Linked DNA regions of Homo sapiens: region 1 is linked to region 2. A link is a loop called in an ENCODE intact Hi-C map of the cell type or tissue named here. Cell type or tissue: psoas muscle. All regions are shown on one strand. Each heading gives the region's core, and the rest is flanking DNA. Links, peaks and the distances in the headings are about the cores only.

Region 1 (5,380 bases), core at 171-5,170, 130 kb after region 2:
AGGAGGCATTGGTACACCAGCCAGAAATAAGGGTGGATGAAAGGTTAGTGTGTATGTCCCTGTCTTTGAAGGAATGTAGAGCAAGGATGAAGAGCAGAGTCTAATGGGACTGATTGGGGTCACACAAGAAGGAGGTAACAAGTGTAAGATCATTCTGCTGGAGGGACTTTTCAAATAAAGATAATTCTAATGCCAGGCAGTCAGGGCTAAGAAGCAAAACTGATGCTTGGTCTCCTGCCTCTCTCCTTGGTGTCCAAGATGACCCTGAAGCTGTCACTTTGCTTCCTCCTGGGCAAACTGTTAAACTGGGACATTTGGTTCAACTTCAGTGATGGTGGACTTCTTTTGGGAAGAGACTTCAAAGTGTCAACCCCCATGGCACCCCAACCCCTGCCTAATACAAGTATTTCATGTTGACCAATCAGAAGATGGTCATCCTCTCCATCACCTCCAGGCCATATCTGGCAGCCCCACTAACTGGGGGACTTTCTGGTTCTGGGGACAGTCTGGTTGGATGGCCCAAGCCTGGGCTTCCTGGGGGCAGTGGTCTGTGCTGAGGGATAAGGAACTTCTTACATTGCTGGAGGGAGAATATGCCTTATGAGGGTTGATTTAGTAATTAATTTCAAAAACTAAAGAGGGACCTCTTTTCTTATACCCAGCCATTCTCCATCTAGGAACAAATCCTAACAAAATAATATCAGGAGCAAATGCAGAGATTGGTGTGGGCCCCGTGGAGGGGGAACCAGCTTTTACCTCCTGCAAGACAGGCATCCGACTTGTTCTTGGTCACAAGTGACTTATGTCTGCCTGGATGATGTATTTCACTTCTTTAAGCATCAGCTTCTCATCAGTAAAATGACAATAATAGTCACACCTACCTCACAGGGTTGCTTGGAGGATTAATTTAAATGAGGTAGGTAACATGGTAAAAACACACGGAATATGTCCCGCAAATGGTAAAGCCACTTGTGGTTGTTTTTTTTTTAAATGAAGATTTCTATCTATGTCATAGTTTTGACTGAGAAAAACCAAACAACTAAAATGTCTAAAGAGGTAGAGAATTAATTAAACATTTATATACGTACACACACAAATATATGTGTGTGTGAAGAAGTGTTAGTCTGTAAACCATCATTTTTGAAAGATAGTTAATAGGTAATTATGTAGGGAAAAATCATGATAGAATATTAAATGGGTAAAGCAAAATGAAAATATGTATTATAGTAACATTCCTCTATTATTATCATTTACACACACATACACACACACACAAATACAAATACAGCCCTATAGGAAAAACAACAGGATTTATAGCAAAATAAAAATATTGATTTTGCCTAGGAGTATGGACAATGCTAAGTTTCTTCTTTATGCTTTCAGTCTACTTTCAGAAATCTCATACAATGCATACGTATTATTTTAATAATGAAAATTAAAATATTAAGAAAAATTAGCGTGGATTTTATAGTCGGACAGGTACATTCCAAAGCATGGCTTTCTGCTTATGAATTATATAGCCTTGGGCAAGTTCTTTTACTGAGTCTCAGTTTCCTTATATTTAAAAAAGGGCATGTGGGAGGAATAATTGAATGCATCTTAAAGGGCCATACTGAGAATGAAATAAGACAGGATGGGCAAAGTGTATTTACTCAAGGTCAGAGGATCATTGTGAGAAGATTCGGGCCAGTTTTAGCATCAGCATGTTTAGTGCACCACGAGAAATGCTGAGACAGAGGCCTCGTCCCTTGGACACCGAAGCTACAACACTGTTTCTGGGTGCAGGGCTCCATGGAGAAGCCACAGAATGCTGCTTTGAAGGACTTTGGAAGATTATTGCCCGGCCCACGTAATCTCCCCTTATCATAGCAACTAGTTTCAGAGTCCATTGGAAATCCCAGATTGATTTCAATGATGAATCACATCTATTAATTGCATTGCATGGGCCAAGAGGATCAACATATGAGGAAATCTTTAAAAGGACACCCAACAGATAGGAACAGAAAGCCTGCTACGTGTATGTGAGAGTGGAGTTCAGTTTCTGGCAAAAATTAATAATGATGATTAAAAAATACATTGAAACACATAAAGATTTATTTATTTATTTATTTATTTTTTTTGAGACGGAGTCTCACTCTGTCGCCCAGACTGGAGTGCAGCGGCACAATCTCGGCTCACTGCAAGCTCCTCCTCCTGGGTTCACGCCATTCTCCTGCCTCAGCCCCCTGAGCAGCTGGAACTACAGGCACCTGCCACCATACCCGTCTAATTTTTTGTATTTTTTTTTTTTTTTAGTAGAGATGGGGTTTCACCATGTTAGCCAGGATGGTCTGGATCTCCTGACCTCGTGATCTGCCCGCCTTGGCCTCCCAAAGTGCTGGGATTACAGGCGTGAGCCACTGCGCCCGGCCAACATACAGATGTTTTTATGTATCAGTTCCCGGGAGAAGCACAGGTTGTTTGTTTGTTTAATCCATTTACTCTTTACAAGAACCCTTTTTACAAATGAGGAGACCAAGTCTTCAGAGATGTAACATATGGAAGACACAGAGCAAATAGATGGCTCAGCTGGGATTCAAAACCCTTAGAAGGCTGTAAGTCCAGAGTTCAGGTGCTAACCCCCCAAGCTCAGGTGCCCCTTGTCCACTGCACTCCACTGGCCAGGGCCACTCACAGACCCTTGCTGGATTTCAAAGCTGAATATCTTCCATGGAGTCAGGGAAGGATGAAGGGAAAGAGTACAGAATACGCTTTGTCGACTGATTGACAGCAAAGGACCAGTTTGCATCAGACGCTCCCTCATCCCTGTCTCATCCAGGAGGTAGTTCTGAAATATTCCAATTCCCGGAGGCCCTTTTATTATTACAATTGCTCCTAAATGTTTTGATTGTGGTGTATTATAGATGTTATTTCAAACCAGCTTTTAGCCTGATAAGACACTAATGCATGCATACATGACCATTCTTTTGAGCAGACCATCCTTAATAAAAACAATACATCAGACACTGACTCTTATTAAAGGGGACTTAATCTCTCATAGCAAGCCTTTCTTCGGACAATGACCTCTCATGAAGTGTCAGTAACCTGGCTTAGGGGTCAATGAGAAATTGAAAGAAAGAAAAGAGAGACAGAGACAGAGAGAAAAAAAAGAGAGAAAAGGAAAGCAGGGACGGGCAGAGGGGAAAGGAGGAAGGAAAGGAGCTGTTATTTTATCTCATTTTCATCAATGGAAGGGGATATGTCTCTCTAGGATATTTGCTAAGCTATGCAGATCCTCTGGGAGAGGCACTGGGTATGGTTCATAGAGCACTAGATTAGGAACCTGAAATCTTGGGTTCTAAGATCAGTACCACCAGTTACCAATATGTGTTTTTGAACAGTCGCTTGTCCTCTGTGCTTCTTCTATAGTAACCTGAGATTGCCCCTGCCTTGCCTAGCTGGAGTGTCTGCGTCTCTGTTTGCCTAGGACAGCCCCAGGTTACACCTGTTGTCCTAGTGTGAGTATTAATAGCACCCTTTCACCTCTAGAAGTGACCCTGTTTGGGTGATAAATTACATAATCACCCATCTAACTTATAGTGTTATGATCACTAAAAAGATAAAGGTTTGAAAATGCTTTACAAAAGCTAAAGCCCCATTATGGGCTAAAGGGATTGAAGGCACGTCTCACTTCCTCTGAATGCTACATTTAAGAAATCAGGCCGGGCGCAGTGGCTCATGTCTGCACTCTCAGTGCTTTGGGAGGCAAGGTGGGAGGATCACTTGAACCCAGAAGTTCAAGACCAGCCTGGGCAGCACAGTGAGACACCCATCTCTAAAAAAAAAAAATTAGCCGAGCACAGTGGTAAGCACCTCTAGTCCCAGCTACACAGGTTGCGAGTCAGGAGGATCACTTGAGCCAAGGAGTTTGAGGTTGAAAGGTTGCAGTGAGCTATGATCGTGCCACTGCACTCCAGCCTGGGTGACAGAGTGAGACACTGTCTCAAGAAAAATTAAAAAAAAGAGAGAGAAAAAAACAGAAGAAAAAGTAAAAGAAATCAACATTGGTTTCACAAGAGTTTTTGGTAATATAGATAAATGTTCAATATTATAAATTGGGTGTATTCAAAATGATGTATGCAGTGTTATCACTACATACATGAGCAAAATTATTTCATGGAGACATACAAAGTGACAACATGGGTGTCTTTGGGGAGACTGTTAGGGGTTAATACAGCTGATGACTTTAAGTTGAAGCCAAAGCTTACTTACTATTGTGAAAAAGCTAGGTTCCTTAAGAATGATGCTAAATCTATTTTGCCTAGGTGCTGTAAGTGGAGAAACAATGTCTGGATGACAGCACATCTGATTACAACATGGTTCGCTGGATATTTTAATCCCACTGTTAAGACCTACTGCTCAAAAAAAAAAAAAAAAAGATTCCTTTCAAAATATTACTGCTCATTAAAGCAATGCACCTGGTCATTCAAGAGCTCTGATGGAGATGTACAAGGTGATGGATGTTGTTTTCATGCCTGCTAACAGAATATTCAACCTGCAGCCCATGGACCAAGGAATAATTTTGAATTTTAAGTCTTTTTGTTTAAGAAATACATTTCATAAGGCAATAGCTGCTATAAGTAGTGACCCCTCTGGTGGATCTGGGCAAAGTAAATTGAAAACCTTCTGGAAAGTATTCACCGTTCTAGATGCCATTAGAAACGTTTGTGATTCATGGAGGGAGATCAAAATATAAACATTAATAGGAGTTTGTAAGAAGTTGATTCTAATTCTCATGAACGACTAAAGGGTTCCAGACTTTAACTGCAGATGTGATGGAATTAGCAAGAGAACTTGAATTACAAATGGAGCCTGTGGGAGGCTGAGGCAGGAGAATCGCTTGAGCCCAGGAGGTGGAGGACGTTGTTGTTAGCTGAGATCACGTCACTGTACTCTACGAGACAGAGCGAGATTCCATCTCAAAAAAAAAAAAAAAAAAGAAAAGAAAAAGAAAAGAAATGGAGCCTGAAGATATGACTGAATTGCTGCAGTCTCATAATAAAACTTGAATGAATGAGATGTTGCTGCTTATGGAAGAAAAAAGAAAGTGTCTTCCTGAGATGGAATCAACTCCTGATGCTATGATAACAAAAAAATTAGAATATTCCATACACTTAGTTGATAAAGCAGCAGCAGCGTTTGAGAGGTTTGATTCCAGTTTTGAAAGGAATTCTGCTGTGGGTAAAATGCTATCAAATAGTGCCACATGCCACAGAGAAATTGTTAGTGAAAGAGCAAGCCAATGAATGCAGCAAACTTCATTGTCGTCCTATTGTAAGAAATTGCTGCAGCCATTCCATCCTACAGCAACCACCACTATGATAAGTCAGCAGCCATCGGA
Region 2 (5,380 bases), core at 298-5,297:
ACGTGACTCACCCAAAATGCGAGCTTTTTCCATTTCCAATTTGATGGTGGAGACTACTTTGAAGTTGCTGGTAACCTTACTTAGCAAATGACCAAAACAGGGAAGATTGTACTGACAAGCTCACCACACTCCGTTTCCAGAGAACTTTCAGCTTGTGCAATGTTCTAGATGCATCTCTCCGCAGAGCTCTATTCACCCATAAATGGAGAAGGCAGCTGCCCACACACTGTGGTCTGCAGGACACTGGTAAAACCTTTCTGCCTCCTCCCTGACATACACCTGCTCTAGCGCCAACATTTGCATCATGTGTTTCTCGGTTTCCATGTCTCTGAGCCTCGGTTTTCTCTTCTGCTAAATGGGATAAATGTTACCTTCTTTGAATTGCTAAAGCATCTTTTTTTTCAGCATGCAATTAACCCAAAGATCACTGGAAGGTGCCACCAGTCACTCCCCTTGAGTGTCAGACAGCTTTCCATCTCTTCCAGCATGCCAAGATATGCCTTCAGAGGAAACAGAAATGTTACTGGGGGAAGGATGAAACATGAGGGGTCAGGGGTCTTATAGAATATTCAGTTGGCCTTACAGAGTTCCCCTGGAGATAGGGACAGAGGAAGGACACCCATGGAAGGACCCAAACTAATAGGTGTTACTCGCTCCCTTCTTCCTCTCTGGGCTGGTTGCCAACACTCAGATGCTGGACTGAAAGAAAGAGGGTGAGGTTGGAGAAAGCAATGTTCATTGGACACCAACAAAGTAGGAGTCACTTGAAGTAAAGCACCTCGTGAATTCACCTAGCGAAGGTTCATTACTCTTATTTAGCAAAAGAAGAAAACAGGCTTAGAGAAATGAAAATGCATTACATCACACAAGTAAGAGATGGAGCCAAGAGTTACCTAGTCCTTCACTTCAGCCCTGGATTTTTTGTTTCTCTCCCTCCTTCCTCCCTCACTCCATTTTCCTTCCCTCTCTGTCTCTCTCCCTCCCTCCTTCCCTCCCTCCCTTCCTCCCTTCTTTCCTTCCTTCCTTGCTTTTCTCCCTCCTTCCTTCATCTGTCCCTCTTTTCTTCCATCTCTCCCTCCCTCCTTTCTCTCCTTCCTTCCTTCTTTCCTTCCTTCCCTCCCTCCTTCCTTCCTTCCTTTTCTCCCTCCTTCCTTCATCTCTCATTCTTTTGTTTTATTTTCTTTCCTTTCTTCTCCTTCCTTCTTCCCTCCTTTTCTCCCTTCTTCCTTCCTCTCTCCCTCTTTCCTTCCATCTCTCCCTCCCTCCTTTCTCCCTTTCTTCCCTCCCTCCCTCCCTACTTCCTCTCTCCCTCTTTTCTTCCATCTCTCCCTCCCTCCGTTCTCCCTTTCTTTTCTGCCTCCCTCCCTCCCTCTCTTCCTTCCTTCCTTGCTTTCTTCCTTCCTTCTTTCCATCTTTACTTCCGCCCTTCCTTTCTACCACAAATTCTTACTTATTCCAGGCACCAGGACTGTAACAGTGAACTAAGCCAACACTATCCTTGACCTCCCAGAGGGAACAGCCTAGGGTGGAGGCAGATGCTTTGTTTTCCACTTTTCTCAGCTGTCCTTGCCCCACATTCCTCATGCCTGGCTGCCGATTTGCTCTGGGCTCCACCTGATGCTAGCCCACTGGACACATGACATCATCTGCACTTCTCTTTGCATGAGAGTTCAAAGCTGACTGTGTTTTCTAGCCCCCAGCCCCTGCTCCATTTGGAGAGTATTTACTATCTGTGGGGTAGCTTGTATTCATTCATTCATTCACTCACTCACTCACTCACTCACTCACTCACTCACTCACTCACTCTTATTTTCCCTGAGCAAAGAGCCACATCCTGGAACATAACAGTGTCATGCCTTTGTTTGGTTCTTTTATGGCCTAGCTGAGGAGTAAGGAGAATATGCTCTGTCGTTCATTCATTCATTCTCCAAATATGTCTTGAGCACTTATAATATGTGAGAAATCTCTCTTTTGTAGGCTGTGGGGCTACAGGGAAGAGCAGGACAGATTGGTCCTTGCCTTATGAGACTCTTAGGCCAGAAGAATTAAGATGATCTTAATTCAAGATGATCCACCTGTTCCCAGGTTGCATCCACTACACAGCACTGCAGGGCTCTGCTTGAGAGCATTGTCCTTTGGGATGCTAAATGGTAAGGAGCAACTTGGATTGCCCAGTCATAGTCATGCTAATCAGGAAAGGCTTCCTGGAGGAGGAGATACATCACTTCTGCAGGGTACATGAGCAATTTCTGGTGTCCACTGTCCCCACCCTTCTGATTCTCCATCCATGGGAAAATGCAAACATGTGACAGCCACAAACCTGCCCCAGAGCCAGACAGAATAGATTCATCAGCCTGAACCTGCACTAGCCAGAAAAAGCGTTCCCGAAACTACATTGCTGGGTGTCATCTAAGTCGGCAGATGATTTACTGCTGACAGCCCTTGGCGCAACATCACTAGTTCTGGGAAGGAGTAAATTAAACATTATATTTTCATTGGATACATCCATTTCATGGCTCCTTTTAAAATCATCTGCATGACACATCCTGTCACTTAACAGTATTTGCACCTGTTCCCTGAATATCAAAGATTGTGCCATAAAACACTCTTAAGGCTACAAGAGACACAGGGAAAAGAGCATCTCAGGACACCAGAAAACACAGCCTCTGCTGGAAGACTCCTCTCTTTTATTGACTCCAAGTTTGCAATGGGTAAGACAAAAGCTGTGGATTCCTCCTTACAGCATATCTGCTCACCTGAGCCTCAACAGCCATCAGAACCCTCAAACCTCCATGAAACTCACACACACACACAAATTGAGAGGCAAAAATAAAATAGCATTTCCTTTGCAACTATTTATTTCAGCAAGGAAAACCGGAAAATTCACTTCTGTGATGAATCACAGATTTTTTTTTCTCCAGCAGATTTCCCTTCATTTAAGCAGGCACACTTTCCCTAAATCCCTGGCACACTCCAAATATCCAGGCAGAGAACTCTGGGCTGTGCCAGGTGTCAATGCCTACTTTGGGGAGGTGGGGGGAGGTCCCCTTCTAATTCTTCTATGTCCAGGTTGAAGCCCAGCCAATTACTAAGCCCTCGAGAAAGAAACAATGGCTAATTAAGATGAACTTTAAGCGGGGGAGAGGACTTAATTAATTTGATCTTTATCTGAAACTCTTTCTAATTGAAGTAAACTTTAGAAGTTCTATGGATCAATGCGCTCAGACTATTTGTAAAAAATGTACATATAGTGCTTCTTTATAAAGCAGAAGGTTGATAAACCGGATATTAGCTAGTGGATTAAATTAACACTGACCTTCAGTCCCCTTCCCCAAGCACAACTGTTTGTGAAAGTGCTCATTTACTCACAGAAATAGAAAATTTGGGCTGTAACAGATCTGACGTAGGTGGAAAGGGGCTGGGGGGACAATAATGCACTTTAAAACAGACAGGTGGGATTCTTGGCATTTCTCTGATTATTCTTAAACTATTCTACTTATTTCTCCATTGATTTATGTATTTGCATATTCATTTCTCCTATAAACATTTATTGAGCAACTATGATGTGCTAAGGACCATTTGTGGGCATAGAGTGAAAAGTGGCAGGGTGATTCTCTGCTTTCCTGGAGTTTATATTCCAGTTGAGGGAGAGAAACAATGACCACATAGAGAAATACGGAAATACATCATTTTGGCTGGAGGATGGGATGCAGTGGCTGAGGTTAGGCGACTGTTTGATCAGGATGGTTGGAGATGGGCTTTCTGCAGAGGTGAAAGTTAAGGTCAATCTTGAACTTTGAGAAGATATTTAAAATATGCAGCTCTTAGGAGATTCTAAGATCCAGCCCAGGTGATATCCATGGGTTAGCCCAGGAGTATGAGTCCAACCAACCTTGGGTTGCATGGCAGACAGAAGGAAGGCCAGTGTTGAGGCTTACAGGAAGGGTGGTACAAAGTGGAGTATCAGGGAAGGCAGAACCCATGTCCAGGAGAGTTTGGTGCATATGTGGATTTTCTTTGGGTACAATGGAAACCACTGAAAAGGTTTTGTGACAGAGTGATCTTTGTCTGATGTCTCTCTCTATATATATACTTAAAGGTCACCAAAGAATAGATTATAGGGGAATAAGAATAAAGGAGAAAGCTGCTCCCATTCTGCTAAAACATCCACCAGAGAAGATACGGGGCTTCCTGAAATGGAAGAAAGAAATTTCTCAATTTTCTGAGGGCTGTGAATTTGGCTGCAGGACACGCTGCTGCTTCATGAGGCAGAGTGGGGATGCCGTTGGTCAGCCCATGAGTTCAGTGGAAATGTAGGCCCATCTGTGGGCTCTGAGGGCAGCAGCACCTGCAGATCTCCGAAGGAGGCTCCTGGTACTCCCCCAATCTACCTAGAATTCGCTTCTTATGCAACGTTGTCTCTCGAGAAGGAGCCAGTCACCCTGGACTCTAATCCCAGCTCCTTCACTAATGGTGTGGCTTTGGGCAAATGAATGAATGTGCCTCCAGCTTCTAGGGTTGCATGGGAAAAATGGGACTTTTAACACTTATCCCATAGAGCTGTTGTGAACATTAAATGATATAAAACTATAGTAGTGTTTGGCAGGGCTTGGCACTTAATAAATAATGGGTGACGTTTATAGAGTATTTGCTATAGCCCTGTGTTAAGTGTTTTATATATTGATTATCTCATTGAATCCTCACGAGAACCCCATGCAGGAGGTACTGTTTTTATTTTCCTTTTAAAGATGAGCAGAGTGACGTTAAGAAACAGTCTGAGATCACAGTCCAGTAAATGAAGAAGATGGGATTTGAACCCAGTCCAGTTCCAAGAGGTGGGGTTAGACCCAGGTGACTAACTGAGGAGTCTGATCTCGATCTCTTTTGCTCACTCACACACTTGGTAGCCCTTATTAGGGTCATTACTGTCCGTTTGTTTACTCAGTGATGCAAGGCACAGCTGTTCTGTGCCAATCACTGTGTTGGCAGCATCTACATACAGTGATTCTCCTCGATGCCTGCCCTACCAGAATTCTCCACCAGGGAAATTCCACAGCGCAGTCTTGGGAGGTGTCGGAGTGGATGGAATCCATCACACCTCAAGGTAGGGGAATGGAATCCATCACACCACAAGGTAGGGGAATGGAATCCATCACACCTCAAGGTAGGGGAACCGCAAATACAAGATGCCCAGTTAAATTTGAATTTCAGATAAACAGCAAGTAATGTCTAGTATGTCCCAAATATCACATCCTGCATTTTATCCAGAGGAAGAGAGGGAAAGGGCTACAAGAACATGGAGGCTAGAGAGGAGAGGCCCAGTCAGTGACAGCTTCACAGAAAGCAAGCAATGTGCTAAGAATGAGAAGGAGACGGCTTA

Evidence for each region. Peaks named below come from ENCODE experiments on the same cell type or tissue, not always from the same donor. Only the 100,000 strongest peaks of a DNase experiment are listed, where the experiment ranks them.
Region 1: it touches region 2 in a loop (2.1-fold over the local background); 1 of 110 quality-filtered maps calls a loop at or near these places.

What each region holds. Positions count from the first base shown.
Region 1 is chr16:79,442,932-79,448,311 of GRCh38, forward strand. It overlaps a transcript of MAF not described here. Among named protein-coding and RNA genes, the nearest start is that of MAF, 160 kb to the right of the region's middle. In psoas muscle, for the core only: no CTCF peak of the experiment used is centred there; no DNase peak of the experiment used is centred there.
Region 2 is chr16:79,316,154-79,321,533 of GRCh38, forward strand. It overlaps a transcript of MAF not described here. Among named protein-coding and RNA genes, the nearest start is that of MAF, 280 kb to the right of the region's middle. In psoas muscle, for the core only: a CTCF peak has its summit at 5,052; DNase peaks (open chromatin) are centred at 2,418 and 4,988; H3K27ac peaks cover 1,389 bases.